Linked DNA regions of Homo sapiens: regions 2, 3, 4, 5 and 6 are each linked to region 1. A link is a contact called in ENCODE Hi-C data. All regions are on one chromosome and are shown on one strand. Each heading gives the region's core, a stretch centred on a gene start or an enhancer-like site at or near the end of the contact. The rest is flanking DNA. Distances are from core to core; before and after follow the strand shown. Region 1 holds the start of SLC39A9 (solute carrier family 39 member 9). Region 2 holds the start of SNW1 (SNW domain containing 1). Region 3 holds the start of SLIRP (SRA stem-loop interacting RNA binding protein). Region 4 holds the start of GSTZ1 (glutathione S-transferase zeta 1). Region 5 holds the start of GPATCH2L (G-patch domain containing 2 like). Region 6 holds the start of TMED10 (transmembrane p24 trafficking protein 10).

Region 1 (3,763 bases), core at 342-2,841:
CACCGGGCAAAGTTTACTATTTTCAGTACTTACTGCCCAAAGACAAGGATTAAAAATCACTAAGAACATAACATGATACATTTTAAAAACTGTGGTCAAGTGGTTATCATTTTTAAATGGCAATGCTTTCCTGCTCAAATTCTTTACAGATTATACCACCTCTCAAGCCAGTTTTGGTCACTTTCTTCGAATTGGAGCTTACTGATCATCCCGGTTGGGTTCTAATAGAGCTGGTCTCTGAGCTGAGCCTACTTTTCAGCCTCCAGCCCCAAGAGGATATAAATACAGATAAGTACAGGATCGAGGGCTGAGGGACGCGCCACACGCAATACCTAGAGGTCTCAAAAACAGGAAAAAAAAAAAAAAGGCAGAGCACAGGAAAACGAAAGCTGAAAAAACACTGCAAAGCAAATACGTCCTCTCCTGGCCCACATGCTGGGTATAGCTGGATCTGTCAGCTTCGAGAATAGTTAGACAACCCTGGCCCATTGTTCCTACAGCAGGCTAGAGCATTTGGAGGGAAAAATACCATATCCGGCAGGGCCCGGTGGCTCACGCCTGTAATCCCAGCACTTTGGGATGCCGAGGCGGGTGGATTGCTTGAGGTCAGGAGTTCGAGACCAGCCTGGCCAACATGGTGAAACGCCGTCTCTGCTAAAATAAAAAAATTAGCCGAGCGAGGTGGCGGGCGCCTGTAATCCCAGCTACTAGGGAGGCTGAGACAGGAGAATTGCTTCAACCCAGGAGGCAGAGGTTGCAGGGGTCTGAGATCCCGCCACTGCACTCCAGCCTGGGCGATAGAGTGAGACTCTCTATCTCAAAAAACAAAACACCTCCCCCACGTCTCCCTCTACCGAGTAACAATCGGGAGAGAGTTCATCCTCAGGCCCAAGGCACGCCGGACCCGAGCGAGCAGGCGGGCGCGCAACCGCAGGGCGGACCGGGGCTCCGAGGCCTAGAGTCAGGCCTGGCGTCCCTGCGGCGGGAAGAAGGGTCAATCCACCGACTAGAGTGGCGGGGAGCATCACGCGGCGCTGCATGGGGCTCGTGGGGAGGGGAAAACGTATGGGGCTGGGGTCGCTCTGGAGGCCGGGGACTCGGACTCGGGTAGCCGCGGAGGCCTTTCTCACCATCGCGCCAAACTCTCTTCGCTACAGCAGCTGCCGACACCGCCGCCGTTACACGAGCTTAACTACAACGCCGCTAACAGCCAATCCTCGCGAGAGGAGCCGCCGGAAGTCGTCGAAAGTGCAACGCAAAAGAGCCTTTTGGATCATAGAGGCACAGTCACTTCCGGCAGCTAGAGCAGCTACTGACTCTGTTTCAGCCATCTTCGATAAAGGCAAAAAGGTAAGGGAAAGTTTCCAAGCTTTAGGAAGAATTATTTTTTTTCAAGACGCTGTCTTCCGTACTTTCGTTATTAAACATACGGCTCAAGTGATCACCGGTATAGACAGTGACATCAGACATCTTTCATTAGCCCTACTCAAAAATGGCGGCAACGTAAGTATCCTGGGCCGGAGGTCGGTTGTAACCCGGAAGTGCCTTTGTAAAGGAGGGGGTGGTTAGACAATCCGGAAGTGGATGGAATGAAGAGATGCCACTTGGCGGCCATGGCAGCTGTAGTATCGGCGACTCCGGGTCAAGGCCCGGTCGAGTGCAGTACCATGGGCAGCACCGGGTATAGGGCAGAGACAGCTTTGTGTCAACTTTGCTGCTGAACCCCTAGGACCCATCGTTAGAGACCTGCAGGACTCCTTTCCTCATCCCAGGCTCGGAGGAGAGTTTGCTGGGACTGGTGGGCTGGTTTCCTGCTCTGGGGGGCGGATCACCTTCGGGGCCGCCTCTTGGAGACAGGGGCGCCTAGGGAACGAACAGGTTCGCTTGAGTCACTTACCCGCCGCCGCCTAAGACATTGTGCCACCCTCAATCCGACAATCGAAGAAATCGATCATTCGCACATTTTCCCCATTGACTTTTCCCATCTCTGTTAACCCACGAGAATCTAATGACTGGCATCTGAGAACCCAGAGCCTGGGACCTTAGATTGCTGTAAGCTTTCTCTGGTGCTAATATCAGCAAAAAGGGTCTGTTGCCGGGTACGTTCAAGAGGAAGGTGCCTCGTGAACACATCTGCTGGTGGGAAGGCCTAAAGAACTGGAAAGCCCACTCTCTTGGAACCACCACACCTGTTTAAAGAACCTAAGCACCATTTAAAGCCACTGGAAATTTGTTGTCTAGTGGTTGTGGGTGAATAAAGGAGGGCAGAATGGATGATTTCATCTCCATTAGCCTGCTGTCTCTGGCTATGTTGGTGGGATGTTACGTGGCCGGAATCATTCCCTTGGCTGTTAATTTCTCAGAGGTAAGAAATTCTCAATTTTCTGTCAGCTGTCAGGATGGCTGTGAGATAGTAGTTTTAGTTGCAAAGGGAAGCTGCTTCCCTAGTTAAATCTCAAAGCTGAAGGTCTCATTAAGAAAGACTATCTTTTTTAAAAGATACATGACACTTAATAATAGAAAGAAACCTCATATTCATTAGTGGAATTCTTAACCTGGGGTGGATAGATATTCCACGGAAGATCCTGGAGTATTCTGAATCCCCTAGAATTGCTTACAAAAATTTGAGGTTCTGTGCATTTACCTGGAGAGAGGCACCATAACATTTCTTTTGATTCTCAGAGGTTTCATGGAATCAAGATTCCAGATTGTTATCAAGAAAATAAATGGAGGGCTGGGCGCGGTGGCTCACGCCTGTAATCTCAGCACTTTGGGAGGCTGAGGTGGAAGGATCGCTTGGGCCCAGGAGTTCTAGACCAGCCTGGGCAACGTGGCGGGACTTTGTCCCTACAAATGAGGCTGAGGCAGGAGGATCGCTTGACCCCAAGTGGTTGAGGCTGCAGTGAGCCGTGTTTGGGCCACTGCACTCCAGCCTGGACAGCAGAGTGAGATCCTGTCTCCAAAAAAGAAAAAAAAAGAAATGGAGAATGTTATTTTTCTACATGAACTGAAATCAATATGATAACTTCCTTTTGAGAAAGTCAAACACACCTTTCTGAGGAAAGCTGTTTTGTTTTTTGGATGTCTGTACTAGAATGAATGTAAGAAAAAACTAAGATTGTTCTTAACTCACATTTCCTTTTAAAGAAGGGGAGCCTTGGAATTGATATTCTGAAGTTGTTTCAAATCTATTTGCTTAGCAATGAATTTTTGGTTAATACGTTTTGACATTTTCGTTAATTTGATTGGCACCTTGAACAGATGTTAAGCGAGGGTCCCGGGAAGAGGGATAGATGAAAGCACTGTTCAGTGAACATGCTGATAGGTCCTTTAGGTAGGCAAAAGGAATTCACGAAGTGCACAGCGTTCAAAGATTTAGGGGGGAAAAACTACTACATTCAAAGGGAACAAGATTTCATGAGTTTGTCCTAGAGTTCAGCAGTAAAATAGGCCCTAGTTTCAGTGCCATTCCTGAAAGTACTTTCAAAGGAGGCCTGAAGTAGAAAGGAAAGGTATAAATGAAATATTAAGTACACCTTGAAGAAACCTGAGGAAGAGGAGACATTACAGGTGAAAATAGCCTGTGGGTGGGAAAGAAGGTGGGACAAGGTGTTGTCAGTTTGAGGAAAAGTAAAGCCCATAGCCAGATGGAACAGATGCTTAAATTGTTGTTGTTCTTTTTCTGTTTCCTTTTTAATCTGTACCCCTCAGCATCTAATGATAGCATTTTAAAAAATTACGTGCATTACCTAACTTCACTTAA
Region 2 (3,763 bases), core at 460-2,959, 8.4 Mb after region 1:
GAGGCTGCAGTGGGCTGTGATTGGGCCACTGCACTCCAGCCTGGGCAAGAGTGAGACCCTATATCAAAAAATAAAATAAATAAAAAATACCCATGACATCTCTAGAAATTTTTCCTGTGTGTCCATTTCAAATTCCACCTTTTCCACAAAGTCTCCCCTCATAACTTTACTAGTCTATGACACAGTGTCTCACACCTGGGGAGCACTCAAATGTTTGCTGCCTGTAACATTTACTAAACAAACTCTTGGCTGGGCATGGTAGCTCATGCCTGCAATCCCAGCACTTTGGGAGGCCTAGGTGAGAAGATTGATGGAGGCCAAGAGTTGGAGACCACTCTGGCCAACGCAGTAACACCCTATTTCTAGTTTTTTTTTAAAAAAATTTCAGATGCCGGGCATGGTGGCTCATGCCTGTAATCCTAGCACTTTCGGAGGCCGAGACAGGAGGACTGCTTGAGGCCAAGAATTCAAGACCAACCTGGCCAACACAGCGAGACCGCATCTCAAAAAATAAAGTTAAAAAAAAAAGCAAAAAAATTTTAGAAACGAGGGTGGGGAGAAAACTCTCCAGCCCACATAACTTATTCCATTCAATTCTTTTTGCACTAAGGTTAGTATTACACAAATGCACATTTTGTGTTCTGTAATTGTTTTATGTCTGTATACCTTGCACCCCTATCTTCCCTGTTGCCAAAGACAGATTTTCTTCTGTGTACACAACCCCCAGGACAGAGCAAGGCACCAACAGTAATTCCCAAAATAATTTTTTGATTAAAACTTTTGGAGTCATACTGTCATCAGCCAGAAAAAAAAACATGCGTGAGGAGAATGAAGGGTGTTAAAAGAGCTCAAGCTGATGTCCTGAAAGGATTACTTTATCTATAACCTTCCTGAACACTAGCCTTTTCCTGTTGAGTTCGCATGGAAAGTTTTTCCACTTAAAATGGGGCAGCAAGGCTGGGAACTAGTAGGAGTAGCGTAACTTCTCGGACTCTCCCACTGAAAAGCATCTTTTTCTTAAAGGCGGAGAGCACTTTACAGACGGTTACTAAGGTAACCGGAAACAGCAAAACTGAGGTGGTTCTATCTACGGAAGAAATTCTAAGCTCCAAAGTTAAAATGCGGAGCAGTGGCGCATATCAGCAGACGGCGGTCACTACTGTGGCTCATTTAAATCTGTGTTCAGCTCCGGGCCTCTTTTTTCAGGAATCCTTGTTTCGGGACACCCAGTGGACAGCGAAAGGAGAGAGACCACCACAGGCAAACGGCCGGAAAGCCGCGCAGTCGCAGCCCGCGCGCTTCACTCCGCCCAAATAAGCCACTACCGTCACCAACCCCATCTCGTTCGCCCGAGCCGCGGACCTGAGGGAGCGCTGTCCGCTCCCCGCAAGATGCTCACGCGAAAAACCCACTCTTCAGTGTCTGAGACCACTCCGCAGCTTTCGGCCTCGGTGAGCGGGTGAACTAAACCCGGGAAACCGCTGAAAGACCCCAGCTTCGACTAGGCCTAGTCGTAGCGGCGGCCAGCGGGAGGGCGTAGCCGTAGTCTTGGCCCACGTCATTCTGTGCCCCGGGTCAGGTCACCGCCCGGAGGGTATGGGAAGAGAAATGAAGAAGACTGGTACTCCCAGACCCTTCCGTATCGAGGACCCCAATCAACAACCCACCTGGTGAGCGCCATCTTCTTCCGCTTCTTCCAGCGCGAGCGACAGCACCGCTGGGCGGGTCTTTCCAGATGATGAGGAGCGGAAAGGAAGGAGTGCGCGATGCGCAGGCGCTCTGGCCGAAAAGGCCTTCTGGGATTTGTAGTTCTTTGAACAGGAGTACCGTTTGTATTCTGACCAGACCAAGCGGTTATCAAGGAATAATCTCTTCAGCTAGCAACAAATGCATAACTCGATCGCTTATATGCGACATGATAGGGCGTTCCCTAGGCAAAATATCAAAGATACAGGGAGATGCCTTTTAGGCCGCTTTATTACGTTCCTTACTCAGTCCCGTTCCCCGAGAAGGGGTACAAAATACAAAAGCTTCCCGGGGACAGCTACTTTAAGTAAGAGTGATAGGGCGTTTAAAACGACAGGTAATAATGAGACTAGCTAATGGAGAGTCCTTGGACTCTCTGAAAACATTCACACTCAAAACTTTTCTTTAAACCATATCCTCTCACCCGCCAAAACACTCTCTTGGGGAGATATTTCGTAATCCTTGGTAATTTACCGAGTGTCTGGGTTCTCTGCCCAGGGTATGACAAGGCTGAAATCTCATAGGAGGCTCTGGAGAAAAATCCATCTCCTAACTCATTCTTGTTGGCAAAAATCAGTTCCTGGCGGTTGTGGGATCGAGTTCCCTGTTTTGTTTTGTGCTGTTAGTGGTGGCCACCCTCAGCTCCTAGGGGTCACTCTCGAGTCCTTCCCACATGAGCCCTATTTATTGGTAGTTCACAACATGGATATTTGCTTTCTGAGGCACATCTTTCTGACTCCTCTTCTGCCACTGTTGGAGAAAAATGCCCTGCTTTTAAAGGGCTCATGTGATTAGATCAGGAGCACCTGGATAATCTCCCTATTTTAAGATCAACTCTTGGCCGGGCGCAGTAGCTCACACTTGTAATCCTAGCACTTTGGGAGGTCGGGGCGGGCGGATTGCCTGAGCTCAGGAGTTCGACAAAGCCTGGGCAACATGGTGAAACCCTGTCTCTACTAAAAATACAAAAATTAGCTGGGCGTTGTGGCGCGCTCCTGTAGTCCTAGCTACTGGGGAGGCTGAGGCAGGAGAATCGTGTGAATCAGGAGACGGAGGTTGCAGTGAGCCAAGATCACGCCACTGCACTCCAGCCTGGCGACAGAGTGAGACTGCGTCTCAAAAAATAAAAATAAATAAATAAATAAATAAATAAATAATATAAAAGAATAGCTGGGTGTGGTGATGTGCTCTTGTTTTCTCAGCTACTTGGGAGGCTGAGGTACAAGAATCGCTTGAACCCAGGAGGTGGAGGTTGCAGTGAGCCGAGATTGCACCATTGCACTCCAGCGTGGGTGACAAAGTAAAATTCTGTCTCAAAAAAAAAAAAAAAATCAACTCTGCCACACCGCATAACAGAATCAGAATCTTCATAGTCATGGCCCCAGGGGTTATGTAGGTCAGGTACTGTGGGGGTTGGGTGAGGAGGAGATCTTGGGGGATATCCTAGAATTCTGCCTGCCACAGCATGTAAACCAAAAAAACAAAAAGAAAAAATCTTTTGGTAAATACAGGATTGTTAATCACATTGTGTAATATAACCTGCATGGCCTGGGAGCCCGAAGATTAGAGTTTAAGATGTAGCTTTGGCTGGGTGTGGTGGCTTGTGCCTTTAATCCCAGCACTTTGGGAGGCTGAGGCGGGCAGATCACCTGAGGTCGGGAGTTTGAGACCAGCCTGACCAACATGGAGAAACTGCGTCTCTACTGAAAATACAAAATTAGCCGGGCGTGGTGGTGCTTGCCTGTAATCCCAGCTACTCGGGAGGCCGAGGCAGGAGAATCGCTTGAACTCGGGAGGCGGAAGTTGTGGTGAGCCGAGATCGTGCGTCGTTGCACTCTAGCCTGAGCAACAAGAGTGAAACTGTCTCAGAAAAAAAAAAAAAAAAAAAAAAGATGTAGCTTCAGCACCAATAAATTCTTATAGGGCAAGTCATTTAATTTATTTGGGCCCCAGTTTTATTGAACTTAAAATGCTGATCATGTTATCTGCTTTACCTATATTTATATAAATGTAAAAT
Region 3 (3,763 bases), core at 861-3,360, 8.3 Mb after region 1:
TGCAGTGAGCCAAGATCACGCCACTGCACTTCAGCCTGGGTGACACAGTGAGACGCTGTCTCAGTAAAAAAAAGTATATATATTATATATACACACACATATATACACACACACATATATATATATATGAAACATTCTCTTTGAAAGAGAATGATCTTTTATCTTATCAACTTCTCCAAGTGTGGAGATTCCTGGACAAAATACCAAAAGTTTGCTGATGTATAACCAGTCTCTATAATAAAAGGGCTATATGAAACCCTCTGACAGTACTATCAGCTGAGTTTTCCAGGTACCTAGGCACTGGTAAAACACTTTTAAGCATTTTGTCATGATTTCTTTAATAGGCCATACTTAATACTGCACTATAATTCAACACACTCTCAGAGGTGATGTTAGTGGACCTATTCTATCATATGCTAAACTGAACGACACCACTGAGCTTTTATAAAAGGTTTTCTCTTTCCTCCCTTGCCAGACTGTTAACCACCACTTTCCCCACCAGTCTCATCAGCTGGCTTGTAATAGTAACTTCTCTTAATTACTACTTTAATCTGCTTTGAGCTGAGGAACTAAACACCCAAGCTTTCATGTACTCAACACATACTGTACTTAGTACTGTTTTAGGTCCTGTACTAGACACATAATGGCTCATTCCCTGATGGCTGACATTCTAAAAAGCATGTACATATTATGGTAAAATGTAGGTAAAAGGAGCTGAATGAGAGTCTGAAGCGCTCTGGAGAGAAAAAGTATATTATTATTGGGGTGTGGACTTTCTGTATTTTGACAACTCTAAGACCACTTTTTTTCCCTAACAAATGAAGGTGCTGAAAAGCTGAGCTCAAGTATGCAATCATTAACACTTAATACTGTAGCATCCCAATTTTATCAGAGCTGTTAGGAAGCTTGGAAAGAATGCCTCATCTAGACATCTGTGGACAACACCAAGAGCAAATTAAGGGACTGCATATCCTCAACGTTAAAGTGGATTGTAAAGAAAGAAAATATAAATTGGACTACAGTTTTGGTTCCCCGTTTTCCCTCTTGCCTGTTATGTTCCCTTAAAAAAATAATTTTTAAAAAATCTATTTACTTGAGAACAGGTTATGAGACTGGCTAATTTTTTGTATTTTTGGCGGAAACGGGGGTCTTGCCATGCCCCAGGCTGGTCTCGAACCCCTGGGTTCAAGCGATCCACCCGCCTCGGCCTCCGAAGTGCGGGATTACAGGCTTGAGCCACCGCTCCCGGACTGTGTTCCCCTTCTTAATCTCCATGGGGAAAAGCTGAGAGAGAGAACGGTGCCTGTATTCCATATATACTTGTTTGCCATTTATTTTCAACACGGAGGGATTCTCAGAATCCTTCAATGACCTCCTTCTAAAAGAGCCAGAGGAGAAGACAGGGACTAGTTTTACGCACAGTGGCTTAACAAACAGCGCCGCATCCCTGTCAGTTCTGGGATTCCTCGGGAGTGGTTTTTTTTAAGCTGCAGAAGTCTACCCTACCGTCTACAAAGACGTTCTATGGGGTTTTACAAAAACCCAAACAGAAATGTGAGGAGACAGTTACAGTAAGAAATAAACACGGATTCCCAGGCTCTTTTGACTGAGCGCCCCCGCCAGGAATGGCCGCCTAAAGAAACAGGCATCTCAACGCTTTATTGCTAAGTGTGACGGTTAGTGGGGAGTTCGACTCTGCAGCCAAAGGAGGTCAGGAATCGTTCAATAACAATCGGTCTGGAGGTGAAAAGAGGCGAAGAAGACACGTAAGTCCCTCCAAGACGCGGGGCAAAGCGATGGAGAGACGCGCGCCACTCCTCTCTCTGTACCTTTTGGGCACCAGGACCCTTGCCACGGGCTGCGTGGGCCGCCGAGAAGTCGATGACCCCTTCCAGGTCTGCGGTCCCGGGCCGGCTCTGACGGTAGAAGCGGAAAAGTTTCCGAAAGGCGTCCTCCCCGGGCTCAGTCGCCAGAGTCGCCACAGAGCCCACGGCCGCTGCCATCTTCCCCATCTCGCGGCCTATACCCTCTGATCCGGAAGCAGATTCTCTCGTGTTCCGGATCCGGAAATTTTTTCCGGGGCCGCGACCTCGGCTCGAGAAGGTGCTTTAGTCTGAAGATGGCGGCCTCAGCAGCGAGAGGTGCTGCGGCGCTGCGTAGAAGTATCAATCAGCCGGTTGCTTTTGTGAGAAGAATTCCTTGGACTGCGGCGTCGAGTGAGTGATGGAGATGTGGGAGTAGTGGAATTTTTAGGTCCAAGTGATCCTCAAAGCTTCTGCTTTTTGCAGGGTACTTAAGTCAGCGTGGTGGCTGAATTAGGAGACTGCTCCTGAGCATGCAAGTGAGCAGAAAGAAATTTTGTTTGCAGTTAACCGTTTAGGGATGTCCCTTGAGCTTTTGGGGTCACGAATGCACCGGCTCTTGCCTTTAGGAGTGATTTGGTGTAAAGATTTATTACTTGGTAACCAAGATTTACAATTTAGAAGGGATAATTTTGACTGTAGTGTGGAGGATGGATTCAAGGTGGCAAGATTGTAGGCGTGCAGAGGAGCTAAAAGGCAATTTCATTAATTTACTTAAAACGTGAGGACCTGAATTAGGGCGATGGTAGAAGGATGGTGGTCAGATGCATTAATGTTTTAAAAGCAAATTAGATGCCGTTTCGTGATGGCTTAAGTGGGAGAAGTGTACGGAATAAAGGAAAGGGAGAAATGATTTCTGGGTTTTTAGCATTGGTGAATTGTTTGTTTAGAAGTTAGGAGCAGGCCAAGAGAAGATGAGTAAAGTTTGAATGTGTTGACTTTGAGAAACTTGTGAGGTTTCCGTCAGGCAATTGGACAAAGGTTGTATATCATTGTGGCTGAGAAGTGGACTCCGAAGCTAGACCGTTGGGGTTAGAATTCCAACTTGGCCATTTAATCGTTGTTATCACTTGAATAACTGAAGTTAGTATGGGAAAAGGGCTCACAACTGGGCCTCAGTTTACTCATCGATAAAATGGAGTCAATAATACCCAACTCATAGGATTGTTGAGAGGATTGAGTTTATATGCAAACTTCTTAGACTTGTGTTAGATACAGTGTAAGTACTCAGCAAATGATAGTTATTTTCACGGTAACTAAAATTGAAACTTACGGGAGAGGCCTAGTCTACAGATAAAGGTTGGAATAATTAGTTCTGAAATCTTTCACCACCTTCAATTTTTGTCAGCTGCAGTTTTGAGATGAGGTTTTTATATTTGCTTACCAACATGTAAACATTCGTGGTCACTCTTTTTGTAGATATTCATGTTTCAGGTCAACCCCTGGAAACAAAATGGAGCAAGATTTAGTTTCTTCTAAGTTTTTAGTGGCTCAGATGTGAGTAGTAGAATGGGAAATAGGTTGGTTTGTGCCCCGTGTTTTAAACATGTGGTTGGTGAAGACCAAGCCCAGTAAAGTCTCCCGTAGTCCCTGTGAAACTTTATGGAAAGGCTGAGGAGTTTCATTAGCATCTTGCGGATGCAAGTTTCCAGACAATAAAGGGCTAGTTTAAAACCCTTAAAAAGAGTCAGCATTATGTACAGCTTCGAAACAGTTTCTCTTTGTTGTTCCATTGATTCAGCAAATATTTATTTGAGTATCTATTCTGTGGTAGGCATTGTTCTTGGTGCTTGCAGCTGTTTTTCCTTCACCATTTTAGGCAATTTAGGAAGAGGGTTACCTTCCAGAGCTGGTTTGTTTTGAAATCAGTGTCTTCTAGGACTTTAATTATCTGGTATAAA
Region 4 (3,763 bases), core at 1,264-3,763, 7.9 Mb after region 1:
TTACTTAGGTTATGCCTTGTCTAGTGATTGAGGCTGCAACTGTTCAGTGACACTGCCCATGTGGTTTAAACCACTGTAATGGTAATCAAATTTGATGGTGATCCAAATAAAAATCTAACAAAAATCCTGGAGTGGCCTGCACTCCTCCAAGTAATATGTTAGTGTAAGGAAGAATGGGTCACAAAATATCTTTCCATTAATCATGGTAGTTAATTTTTTTTTTTTTTTTTTGAGACAGAGTCTGGCTTTGTCGCCTAGGCTGGAATGCAATGGTGCGATCTTAGCTCACTGCAACCTCTGCTTCCCAGGTTCAAGTGATTCTCCCACCTCAGCCTCCCGAGTAGCTGGGATTACAGGCACCCGCCATCATGCCCGGCTAAGTCTTGTATTTTCAGTTGAGACGGAGTTTCACCATGTTGGCCAGGTTGGTCTCGAACTCCTGACCTCAGGTGATCTGCCCGCCTCGGCCTCCCAAACTGCCGGGATTACAGGTGTGAGCCACTGCGCCCAGCCTGGTAATTACTTTCTTAAAAAAATTTTTACAAGGGTAGTGGGCTATTGTAATTACTGGTAATGACACCAAAGATCAGAGATCAATCTGAACCCCTGTGCACAGGTCACAGTGGTTAATAGACTGGTCTTAGACTGCAGCCCAGATGTCTGAAATAAGATTCCTCGGTGCCCCCAGGACTTATTCACAAGTGGCTGAATCCAGGACCCTGGAGGGCATGGTTGAGGTAAATACTGTAAGCTGGCCTTATTCTGCTGCTTAGAGTCCCATTGACAACAACCTTAATTAAATGCTGTAAGGGACAAACTGAAAAGATGTGAGTAGCCAGGGGAGTTGTATATTCATGTGAAAATCTGCTAGAAGCCAAGACCATAGAATCGAGGAGTGAGAGAGGCTGTCAGATTGCTCGTGCCTCTACACATCATTCTGGGTATACCAAGAATGCAAGGCCCTGACTGCATCTCACCTGGGCCATTTCTCATGGTTGTGTTTGCAGCAAGCAACTTTGAGAGAAGAGGCAGTGTCTCCCTCCAGGACAAAGAGGAGGTCTGCGTACTGCCTTCTATAAAACAGCAGATTTTCCAAGCTTGTCGTTCCTTCACTTGGATGCAACCCACTGCCTGTGCAGTCATCCATTTAAACCCATAGCGTCACCCTGTGGGACTTGGATGGCAAGGGAAACTGCTTCTAACATGCATCCTATTTCCTGTAATAAAGTCCTTTGTCTCTAACCCAGGAGTCTCATCTTCTGCCAGCAGTCACGACACAATAACAAGCTAATTTATTAATTTCTAAATAAAGCAACCCTGACAGTCTGTTTTCTTGCCTGCTTTTTGCTTAAAGAATTCCATTTCTGACACCCAGTATCTGGATAGTACAAGCTAAAACCTTTAAGAAAATAAATCTCTTCTCACAAGAAGAGTTCTGCCTCATAAAATCCTTTGGTCACCATACCTGAACACCCAAACTGTCCTTGCCCTATAGGATAAAGGTACACAGTTAGGTATTTTCTCCTCTGTTGATGCCTGAAAATCCTGCAGACATAGGAACTCAGGCCTTAGAAAATTCTGTACCCAAAAATTTGCAATTCTCTTTGGAAAGTTGAAAGCACCTTTAAAAGCCACAATTTGCAAGCCAGGTGATGCACTGTAGCATAACCTGGAAGACATGAGGGCTGCTTCCTCAGATACTAAGAATCCCACTGCCCCACCACCAGAGCAAAACGATCCCCCTCCCAGAGAATGCACCTCGCCAGAGGCCAACCCACCCGATACCTCAAGTTCCCCTCCACCGTGGCCCTCCTCCTATAGATCCCGCCCCCTCCGTACCCTCGGGCCAATCAGAGGGCGGCGTCCCGTCGCGGTTGCCATGGTGCCCGCCGAGTCCCTCCCATCACTCACCAGATGTGCGGCGGCTCGTCCAAGCGGTGGAAGCGGGTGGCGAAGGACAGCAGCGTCACCAAGGCCAGCAGGGCCCACCAGCCGACCGCCTCGAAGCGCCGTGAGCCCCAAGCAGGCCGTTTGGGGCTTCGCGCCACAGCCTCAGCGGCCACGTCCCGGCCTGCGGCCCTAGCAGCCTGGGGGCCACAGCGGCCCCTCCGGGGACGCAGCTCGGACTCTGCCAGGCCTCCGCCCGTGGCCGGCGGCATCTTCCCCCTCCTCTGGGTCGCCCTCCGGCCCGGAGGCACACTTTGTCTGACCAGCCGCCCCGCCAAGGAGTCACAAGAGGGCAGCTCGGGGTACCCCGGGAAATGCAACGCCCTTCACTGCAGCGGAGCGCGGGGCCCCGGGCTCGGGGCGGGGCGGGCAGCGTGGTCGCGGCCCGGGCCGCTAGGAGGCGGCAGGAGGCGCAGAGCATGTCGGGACCGGGAGGGCCGGCCGGCCCGGGGCGGGGGGGACTGGGCAGGAGGGGTCGGGCTCAGGGAACTGCAACTCCCAGCAGCCCCCAGGTACGGGGCGTGGCGGGAGAGCTGGGCGAGCCAGAGGCGACCGGAAGGATCTTTCTAGTCCAGCCCCTCGCTTTACCCGGACGAAAGACACGGGCCTGATTCGTCGAGTCTCACTGAGCCTTAGTCGTCGGCAGGTCCCAGGCGCGAAGTTTCTCGGCCTGGAGGAGGGGGTCGCGCGAAGTGCCAGATGCAGGCGGGGAAGGTCTGTGACGCGCACCCGGGTGGAGGGAAGCTGGTTAGACACCTGGAGACCCTGGGGGGCGGGGTCAGAAGTGAGCTGCACCGCCCGCCCAGGCCGACAACGACTCCCGGCATGCAGTGCTTTGCGCCGGGCACGCTCTGCGCCTGCGTGCTGCGCGCTGCCCGCTGGGGCTCGAAGTTCCGGGAGGGTTGGGCCAGAGGAGGCGGTCCTGGTAGGGAGTGCGTAGCAGGGTGGAGTCGCTGTCCGGTCGCGCTTCACTTCTGCTCCGCCCTCCCTGCTCCCCATAACAGACCCCTCCCTCCACTAAGGCTTCCAAACGTCGCCCCAAGCCTCCCAATTTCTCGCAGCCCTTCATGCTCTTCTCTTGGCCCTAGCAGGAGGTGACCTTCCAGTAATGTTTGTATTTTAAGAGTCCCCGGGCCGGGCGCGGTGGCTCACGCCTGTAATCCCAGCACTTTGGGAGGCCGAGGCGGGCGGATCACAAGGTCAGGAGATAGAGACCATCCTGGCTAACACGATGAAACCCTGTCTCTATTAAAATACAAAAAAATTAGCCAGGCGTGGTAGCGGGCGCCTGTAGTCCCAGCTACTCGGGAGGCTGAGGCAGGAGAATAGCGTGAACCCAGGAGGCGGAGCTTGCAGTGAGCCGAGATCGCGCCACTGCACTCCAGCCTGGGCGAAAGAGCGGGACTCCGGCTCAAAAAAAAAAAAAAAAGGCCCCGAGCGAGGAGAGGCAGTCATGACAATCACCTGGGGAGCTTCACGGCTTTCACATGTTCTTCCCGGGGCCTGCTCCAGAGCCACTCTGTTCATCTCTGGTGGAACGGGCTCGAGAATCTGCATGTTTTTATAAGCGGTCTAGATGGTTCTTAACGTGCCATGAAGTTTGAGAACCACTTTTGTGGCACTAAGGAAGGTGGCACGTTAGATGGGACTTTGCGTCACGTTAATAATGTATAGTCCTCCCTCTTCCAAATGGGATTTTAGGAGTCTTTTTCTCAAATCATGTGTAAGACATGGTTTAAAAATAAAATCTGCTAAAGTAATCAGAATGCATATTTGAATTGGAAACACAGGTCTTCTAGGAGTGCTGATGAGATGG
Region 5 (3,763 bases), core at 700-3,199, 6.8 Mb after region 1:
ATTTACCTATATTTAACATTTTTGCGCCCATTTCCAATTTTTCCTTAGAATACAATTCTTTGGGGCAAAATTTCAGGGTCCAAGGTATGTGCATATTTTTAAATAAACTTTTTTATTTTAGGATAATTTTGGGTTTAGATAAAAATTATGAAGATTGTTACAGTTTCTGTGTAATTCACACTTTCTCCTATTATTCACTTTTTTTTTTTTTTTTTGTGACGGCTGAGTCTCACTCTGTCGCCCAGGCTGGAGTGCAGTGGCTCGATCTCTGCTCACTGCAACCTCCGCCTCCTGGGCTCAGGCGATGCTCTTGCCTTAGCCTCCTGAGTAGGGACTGGGACTACAGGCATGTGCCACCACACCTGGCTAATTTTTTGTATTTTTAGTAGAGACGGGGTTTCACCATGTTGGCCAGGCTGATCTCGAAATCCTGACCTCAGGTGATCCGCCCACCTCAACCTCCCAAAGTGCTGGAATTACAGGTGTGAGCCACCACACCAGGCTATTCACTCTTACAGAAGTATAACACATCTCACAATTGCAACCAATATTGATACGTTATTATTATTATTATTATTTTGAGACGGAGTTTCACTCTTGTAGACCAGGCTGGAGTGCAATGGTGCGATCTTGGCTCACTGCAACCTCCGCCTCCCAGGTGCAAGTGATTCTCCTGCCTCAGCCTCCCGAGTAGCTGGGATTACAGGCACGTGCCACCATGCCCATGTAATTTTTGTATTTTTAGCAGAGACAGGTTTTCACCCTGTTAGCCAGGATGGTCTCAATCCCCCAACCTCAGGTGATCCGCCTGCCTCGGCCTCCCAAAGTGCTGGGATTACAGGCGTGAGCCACCTCACCCGGCCCGATACATTATGATTAACTAAAGTTGATACTTTATCCAGATTTCCTTAGTTTTTACCTAATGTTCTTTTTTCAATTGCAGCGTCACACCCAGGACACCATATTACATTGTCATGCCTCCTTAGGCTCCTCTTGGCTCTGAGTTTCTTAGACTTCCCTTGCCTTTGCTGATCTTAACAATTTTGAAGAATACTGGTCATGCACTCTGCAGAATGTCCCTCAATTCGGGTTTGTCTGATTTTTTTTTCTTATAATTAGACTGGGTTATGAGATTTGGAAGGAAAGTACCATAAAGTGCCATTCTCATCATATATCATTCCACATACTATCAACATGATTTAGCACATAGTCTTGATCACCTGGCTGAATTACTGTTTGCCAGGTTTCTCCCCTGTAAAATCACTCATTTTCCCCTTTACAGATGTTGTACTTTTGGGAAGGAAGTCACTATGCACAGCCCACATTTAAGGAGGCAGAAGTTATGCTGCAGGATGGCTGTCTACATAAGTTATTTGAGATTCTTCTGTGGGGGATTTATCTCTTCTTCCTCATTCGTTAATTTATTCAATCACTTATATCGGCATGGGCTCATGAATATTTCTTTTGTACTTTGAGTTATAATCCAATATCACTTGTTTTATTGCTCAAGGCAATTTGAAATGTTCTGAGTAACTCAGTGCAAAACAACCTCTTCCAAAGGTTGTACCAGCTCACAGGGTAGACGTCATTAAGATCCATTTCCCCTCAACTTCACAGACCCATTAAAAAGGTCAGAAAGCAAGAGATAAGCTGACATCCCTGCCTAGCGCCCAATTTCTGGAAGCCCCTAAGGAAGATGAGGCCAGCATGCAGGGGTCTTTCCCCACGTGGGGCACCTCAACCCCTGAGACGCCCTTTCCCGGCCAGACCCTATTCAACACCCCTCCTTGTCCCCTGCCCCATCTCCTGGCTTCCTGTGGCTCCGCCCACCGCGGGGCGGAAGTGGGTGTGGCCACGGGCGGAAGCACTGGGTCAGGGGCCCAATCGTGCAGCCAGCCCCTCCCACTCGCCACCGCCCCACCCCTCCGGCCCAGACCGGAAATGAGGTCAGAGAGGGAAGCCCCGGCGGTGAGAGTCGGCCCAAAAAGCGGCGGCCGTTGGAGGTGGCTGCGGCAGCTGGTGAGGGGGAGGAATGGGTTGAGAGTGTTGGGGTCCTGGGGGCTAGTACCAGAGGGGATCGGAGCGCCAAGCCGCGGCTGAGCGGCTAAGGGCGTCTTGGGGCTGCGGCAGACGGCCGGAGGGTGAGGGTGGTGGGGCCTTGCTTTTCAGGGCCCTTGTCCCCATCCCTGGGGATGTGGGTCGGGCCGTCTCCGGGGCCACAGCCCCCTCTTCCCCTTTCTTCTTTCTGCCTCTCTGGGGCGGGCTGCAGCCTGAGGGCTTGGTGTCCCGAGCCATGGTCGCCCCAGCCCTCAGGGACGGGCCGGGGCGTGGTGGAGAGTCCTTCGAAACACAGTTTTTGTCATATATGTGGCCATGTTGCGACCCCCGATCCCGGAGGGAGCTCAGTCGCCAAGACTTGCATTTTGGCAGTTTCTGCCCTAGAAGAGCCGATCCCCGCCCCTCGTGAGCCCAAATGAGCAGTTGCCTCCTGCCTCTCCCACCTCCTACTCCGCCCCTCACTTCCACCCTGCTCCTGTCTCTCTTCTTACTTGCTGTCCACCAGCTACCCGTTCCTTCCTGTGCGTGACTCAGCCTCATCTCTGCCCGGGTGCGTGCCTGGCCGCCGGGTCCTCTCGAGAGTGTGCATCCGCGACTGGAGATGGGGAGTTCTAGGGTTCTTTTGTCACTACTGTTGGAATTACAGGCTTTGAGGCAGGAAAGGATTCTGCACAGGCATTCGACTGCAAGTTGTTTGATGACTTCGTTCCATGTTCAAGTTTGTGCTGTTCTGCCTGAGGTTTTTATTTGTTCTTTTGTTTTTGTTTTTTGTATTTTTGTTGCCTGAGTTTTTAAAGCAGTAATTCTTTATTAGGGAAGTAGATTTTGACATGCTGTTCCCACTTGTTTCTTTATTTTGGTCTTAGGGACAGTTGTCTCCCAAACCTCAATCATGGCATTTTAATCCACTTTTTTTTTTCCCATTTTTTCCCCTTCTTTTCACAGGTGTTGATAAACCACTTCTTAATGCTTAAAAGAACTTGGTCTTGTTTAAATGTATGTGCTTTTGGACACTTTGAGAAGCTTCGTTTGTATGGTAGTTTTGGAAGTAGGTGTCACTATTGCTCCTACAGGTGTGGCAGATAAGCCAGAGGACTGTTTTCCTGTCTTTAAGTTCATTGGCATAGGCACAGCATGAAAATAGGTTTTAGAAAGCCCTTTGCAAAGTGAAAACTGAATGAATGGGAATATGGTCAGAGAGTGGCACCACTTAGAATTTTAAGCTGATCTTGAAATACTTTGGGCATAGAGGCAAGAGAAAAGTGCTAAAAATTTAATATGTATTTAATTAGATGCTGTACAAATTAAATATTTCCCCTTAAGGGGGAATTTTGAAGATTGCTCCTACTACTGTCATTTCTTGAAATGTTTGTCTCTGAAGTGACCCCTGAAGTGTGATGTTTGGTTTGAGGATGAACAGAAAAATAAGAAATTTTGGAAAGCAGTTTGGCCAGAAATCTTAGAAACTTCACCCTATCCCTGTCATTTCAGCTGCTATTGTATCCTAGTTTTCTGTGATTGTGTGGCACTGAAGCACATAACTAGGACCAACATTTATTTTCTGGAGGGTAGGAGAGGGGCTTAAAAATTGTTAATTATTCAAAAATATATGACATACTGTATAAGGTTCTATACCTGGTAGCTTCCAGGTGGTAGTTGGTACCAGAATGGGCGCAAACTTAGTCTCTTCTCCATTCTGACTTCA
Region 6 (3,763 bases), core at 473-2,972, 5.8 Mb after region 1:
ATTAGCTGGGTGTGGTGGCTGGCGCCTGTAGTCCTAGCTACTCGGAAGGCTGAGGCAGGAGAATTGCTTGAAACCGGGAGGCAGAGGCTGCAGTGAGCCGAGATCGCGCCACAGCACTCCAGCCTGGACGACAGAGCAAGACTCCGTCTCAAAAAAAAAAAAAAAAAAAAAAAAAGTAAAAATGTTTCTATTTAGTATAACAAAAGCCCCATTGTGTTACAAAGAAAAAAAAAGACACTTTGCTTATTGTGAATGAATAAAATTACCTAAAATGCAACCAAATACTGACAGATATCAAATTATATTAATGTCTCAAAGACCAGGCCAGGCTACTCTTAGCTACAAAACAGAATCAAACTGGTATTATGGCAGTAGTTGTCACCATCCAAGAGCATAGTTGGTATTTACATAAAAGAGCCAAGTCCAGATTCTGGCATACCAAAGAAAAAGGACTAGAGACTGAGACCATTTTGTAACCAATAATCGACTTTAATCAACTACAGAAATTACAAATTTAAAACAAGGAAGGAATAAGGTTGCAGCGCTTTTCCCTCAACATACTTAACTACCAAACTAAGTAAGAATCTATTCCATCGCAAGGACAGAAAACCAAACACCGCATGTTCTCACTCATAGGTGGGAATTGAACAATGAGAACACTTGGACACAGGGTGGGGAACATCACACACCGGGGCCTGTCGTGGGGTGGGGGGAGGTGGGAGGGATAGCATTAGGAGACATACCTAATGTAAATGACGAGTTAATGGGTGCAGCACACCAACACGGCACATGTATACATATGTAACAAACCTGAAAGTTGTGCGCATGTACCCTAGAACTTAAAGTATAATAATAATTTTGAAAAAAAAAAAAGAATCTATTCCATCTGTGACACTTACTAGTTTATCCTACCTCTGAGTCTCAGTTTCCTCATTTGTAAAATGGGGCTAACAGTACCTACCTACTTCATAGGGTAGTGCATGAACCAAATGGTAATATATGCAAAGTAGCACAGTAACTGACACAGCAGATGCTCAATAAATAACATTTTATTAATCACGGTTAGCTCTGTCTCCTTTACTTTCCTGCAGGTATCGCGGTATCTTATGATGCCAATCCGTATAAATATTCAACACCCCAACATTTATTTGGAGAACCAAATTACGGTTCAATGTATCTGAGACCAAAACTGGTATAGGACGTTGACAACCGCCCCAGCTCAGGTGTCACCACATCCGCCAAAGCCTCGCAGCCCTTCTTGGGGTTCCCAGGCGTTGGTGACCCGCCCCGCCCCGCGACAGGCAACCAGCGGGGTGAGGGGGCGGGCTCCACCGCACGTCCTTTGCGCTCCCGGGAGGCCAGAACAACTCCCAGGCCTCCGCCGGCCCGACTCCCCCGAACCCGAGCCTCCCCTCGCCTAAGCCTGCCGTCTTCCCTCCCGGCCCCACGTCGCCCAATGCCGCACCTTGAGGTGGCTGCGCAGGCCGCCAGCGCCCCCAGACTGGTCGGAGATCTCGTACGCGCCAGTCACTAGCAGGTCCTTGTGAATCTCCTCACGGAGGCACTTGCGAGAGTTAATGGGCAGATGGAAGGAGATGGCAAGGACCAATCTGGGGCCGAGCAGGAACAAAAGCAGCAACGCTAACGGAAAAGGGCCGCGCCGGGCTGGTGGGCCAGACAAACCAGACATGGTGCTGGAGACTCGTTCACCACCGAAGGCCTCAACCGCGCCGGAACCGGGGGGACCCACGTGACTCACCTCTGACCTTCTGATGCCGTCCGCGCCATTTTGGAGACTGGCATGTAGAGAAAGACTCTATAGCGAATCTTTTGAAAAGGGAAGAAAGGATAGGTACCATGTCAAAACCGCAAGTTTAAGCAGTTAAAGAAGCTTTAATAGAATACTATTGCAACAGTTTTATTTTTGTTGAAGTTAGTGACTACTGAGTCGGCCATGGCAAGTATGGGCAGCCCTGGAAGTAATTCTCCTTTAATTTCCGAAAGATGTACCCACGAGTTTAAAGGCGAGTGACACCATAGCAACCAAGCCCCAATAGGAAACAGCCACAAGGCCCTTCGCTGGGCCCGCCCACCGGCCGCCTAGGCGCGAGGGCGGGGAATGAGGCTGTGTCTCCGGGGATGGGGCGGTTTGCAGGCACTCCCAAGCGCCTTTGACACCTTGATGACACCTGGGGCACTGAGACACTAGAGAGGAAAATTTCGAGGAAAGATTTCAACTTGGCTATTAGACAGTGTGGACCTTAGAGAAGAAGTTTTAGGGGTCACCTGATGAATGTGTGCCGGGCAGACATCCGGTTCATGTCCCATAGCAGGGTATTTGGGCTGGAGTAATTGTCTGGCTAACTGAATGTACATGGTATTATTATTATTATTATTATTATTATTATTATTATTATTTTAGCAAACATTGAATGTGTTCTAAGCTATATTCAAAATAAATTTGAATTTGGTATTTAAATTGAATAAAACAACATGTTTTGGTCCAGTCTCAGATGAACATAATTAAGGGGTTAGCAGATAAGCGTTGTCAGGGAAAGTGCGTATGTGTGTGTTTTAAGTTCACAAACACTTTAGGGATCAAATTAACTATTAACATTTGCAAATAGACAAGCAAATTGACACGGTAATAATTCATGCATTCATTCAATGGAGTACCTACTGTGTGCCAGACATTATGCTATGCATGTATGTCAACACGTTTATTGATTTAACAAACTATTACTGGGATACTAGCAAATATTCAGAGCTGAAGAATATATTAAAATAAACGGCCAGGCGCGGTGGCTCACACCTGTAATCCCAGCACTTTGGGAGGCTGAGGCGGGTGGATCACGAGGTCAGGAGTTCAAGACCAGCCTGGCCAAGATGGTGAAACCCCGTCTCTACTAAAAATACAAAAAAATTAGCTGGGCTTGGTGGCGGGCGCCTGTAATCCCAGCCACTCAGGAGGCTGAGGCAGAGAATTGCTTGAACCCGGGAGATGGAGGTTGCAGTGAGCTGAGATGGCGCCACTGCACTCCAGCCTGGGCGACGGAGTGAGACTTGTCTCAGAAAAGAAAGAAGGAAAGAAAGAAAATGGAATTGCTCCTTGGCCTTTTGGCTAACATCAAGTGTAGAAAATAAACGTGGAAGACACAATAGCCCATGTTGGGAATCATTACCTACTTTGATTAACGTTTATTGAGCATCTTCAGAAATATCCAGAAGATGGACTGTCTGCCCTTAGTAATGTACATGATTGGTGTTTTTTTTTTTTAAACTTAGTCCATTTAGTTATTTTCCTAGAAATGAAATCCCACAGACAAAACAAGAACAAACAAAGGAGCTGTAAAGCATTTAAAATTTTGACAAATGCCATACAATAATTATTTTATGAGGTGTCCACTTAGGAGCATTTAGTTGGATTGTTGTATCACTGATCTAAGATAAGATTGGTAGTCCACACAGTACATCCTGATAATTTGCATTGGCCTTTTCCCTGCCAATGCAGGGAATCAGTATAAGCAGTTATCTAATTCATTGTCTACTTGCATTCCTGAGGCTCTGCTGACCAATAGCAAGAGATCTCAACCCATGAAAAAACTGTGTATGTGTTTCCTTTAAATTTCCATCTTACATTTACATAATAGATAATGCAATTTAAAATATTTTCACATATCATAATGATCTCCTCTGACATTTTCAAAAACCCTGTGAAATAGTCTGGACAATCTGTTCATTTTACAGATGAGGAAACCGAGGT

What was found. A loop is a pair of places that touch in the nucleus more often than their neighbours do. Pooled maps may share reads with other maps.
Region 2: a loop to region 1 is called in a pooled map, with 10 times the contacts of the local background. The contact joins the promoter of SNW1 here to the promoter of SLC39A9 in region 1. A Hi-C loop is called at or near these places in 6 of 50 pooled maps.
Region 3: a loop to region 1 is called in a pooled map, with 7 times the contacts of the local background. The contact joins the promoter of SLIRP here to the promoter of SLC39A9 in region 1. A Hi-C loop is called at or near these places in 5 of 50 pooled maps.
Region 4: a pooled map shows a loop between it and region 1 (36-fold over the local background). The contact joins the promoter of GSTZ1 here to the promoter of SLC39A9 in region 1. A Hi-C loop is called at or near these places in 7 of 50 pooled maps.
Region 5: a loop to region 1 is called in a pooled map, with 16 times the contacts of the local background. The contact joins the promoter of GPATCH2L here to the promoter of SLC39A9 in region 1. A Hi-C loop is called at or near these places in 6 of 50 pooled maps.
Region 6: a pooled map shows a loop between it and region 1 (27-fold over the local background). The contact joins the promoter of TMED10 here to the promoter of SLC39A9 in region 1. A Hi-C loop is called at or near these places in 5 of 50 pooled maps.

Annotation. Positions count from the first base shown.
Region 1 is chr14:69,397,101-69,400,863 of GRCh38, forward strand. SLC39A9 (solute carrier family 39 member 9) reads left to right here and starts at 1,592. Exons shown (of 7, transcript NM_018375.5): 1 at 1,592-2,365. The coding sequence starts at 2,270. ERH (ERH mRNA splicing and mitosis factor) reads right to left here and starts at 1,199. Exons shown (of 4, transcript NM_004450.3): 1 at 1,131-1,199. The coding sequence starts at 1,133. RefSeq lists enhancers at 199-707, 708-1,215, 1,417-2,616, 1,545-1,884 and a silencer at 1,208-1,448.
Region 2 is chr14:77,759,447-77,763,209 of GRCh38, forward strand. It overlaps SNW1 (SNW domain containing 1), which reads right to left and starts at 1,710. Exons shown (of 14, transcript NM_012245.3): 1 at 1,668-1,710. The coding sequence starts at 1,681. It overlaps SLIRP-OT1 (SLIRP overlapping transcript 1), which reads left to right and starts at 1,322. Exons shown (of 2, transcript NR_161324.1): 1 at 1,322-1,670. RefSeq lists enhancers at 900-1,674, 1,582-1,901, 2,449-3,223.
Region 3 is chr14:77,705,993-77,709,755 of GRCh38, forward strand. It overlaps SLIRP (SRA stem-loop interacting RNA binding protein), which reads left to right and starts at 2,111. Exons shown (of 4, transcript NM_031210.6): 1 at 2,111-2,216. The coding sequence starts at 2,120. It overlaps ALKBH1 (alkB homolog 1, histone H2A dioxygenase), which reads right to left and starts at 2,031. Exons shown (of 6, transcript NM_006020.3): 1 at 1,830-2,031. The coding sequence starts at 2,012. RefSeq lists an enhancer at 1,665-1,994.
Region 4 is chr14:77,318,523-77,322,285 of GRCh38, forward strand. GSTZ1 (glutathione S-transferase zeta 1) reads left to right here and starts at 2,514. Exons shown (of 9, transcript NM_145870.3): 1 at 2,514-2,661. The coding sequence starts at 2,647. It overlaps POMT2 (protein O-mannosyltransferase 2), which reads right to left and starts at 2,361. Exons shown (of 21, transcript NM_013382.7): 1 at 1,912-2,361. The coding sequence starts at 2,159. RefSeq lists silencers at 1,848-1,897, 2,128-2,507 and enhancers at 2,588-2,857, 2,735-3,596, 3,128-3,177.
Region 5 is chr14:76,149,973-76,153,735 of GRCh38, forward strand. GPATCH2L (G-patch domain containing 2 like) reads left to right here and starts at 1,950. Exons shown (of 10, transcript NM_017926.4): 1 at 1,950-2,019.
Region 6 is chr14:75,174,890-75,178,652 of GRCh38, forward strand. It overlaps TMED10 (transmembrane p24 trafficking protein 10), which reads right to left and starts at 1,723. Exons shown (of 5, transcript NM_006827.6): 1 at 1,466-1,723. The coding sequence starts at 1,690. RefSeq lists enhancers at 1,547-2,119, 1,634-1,873.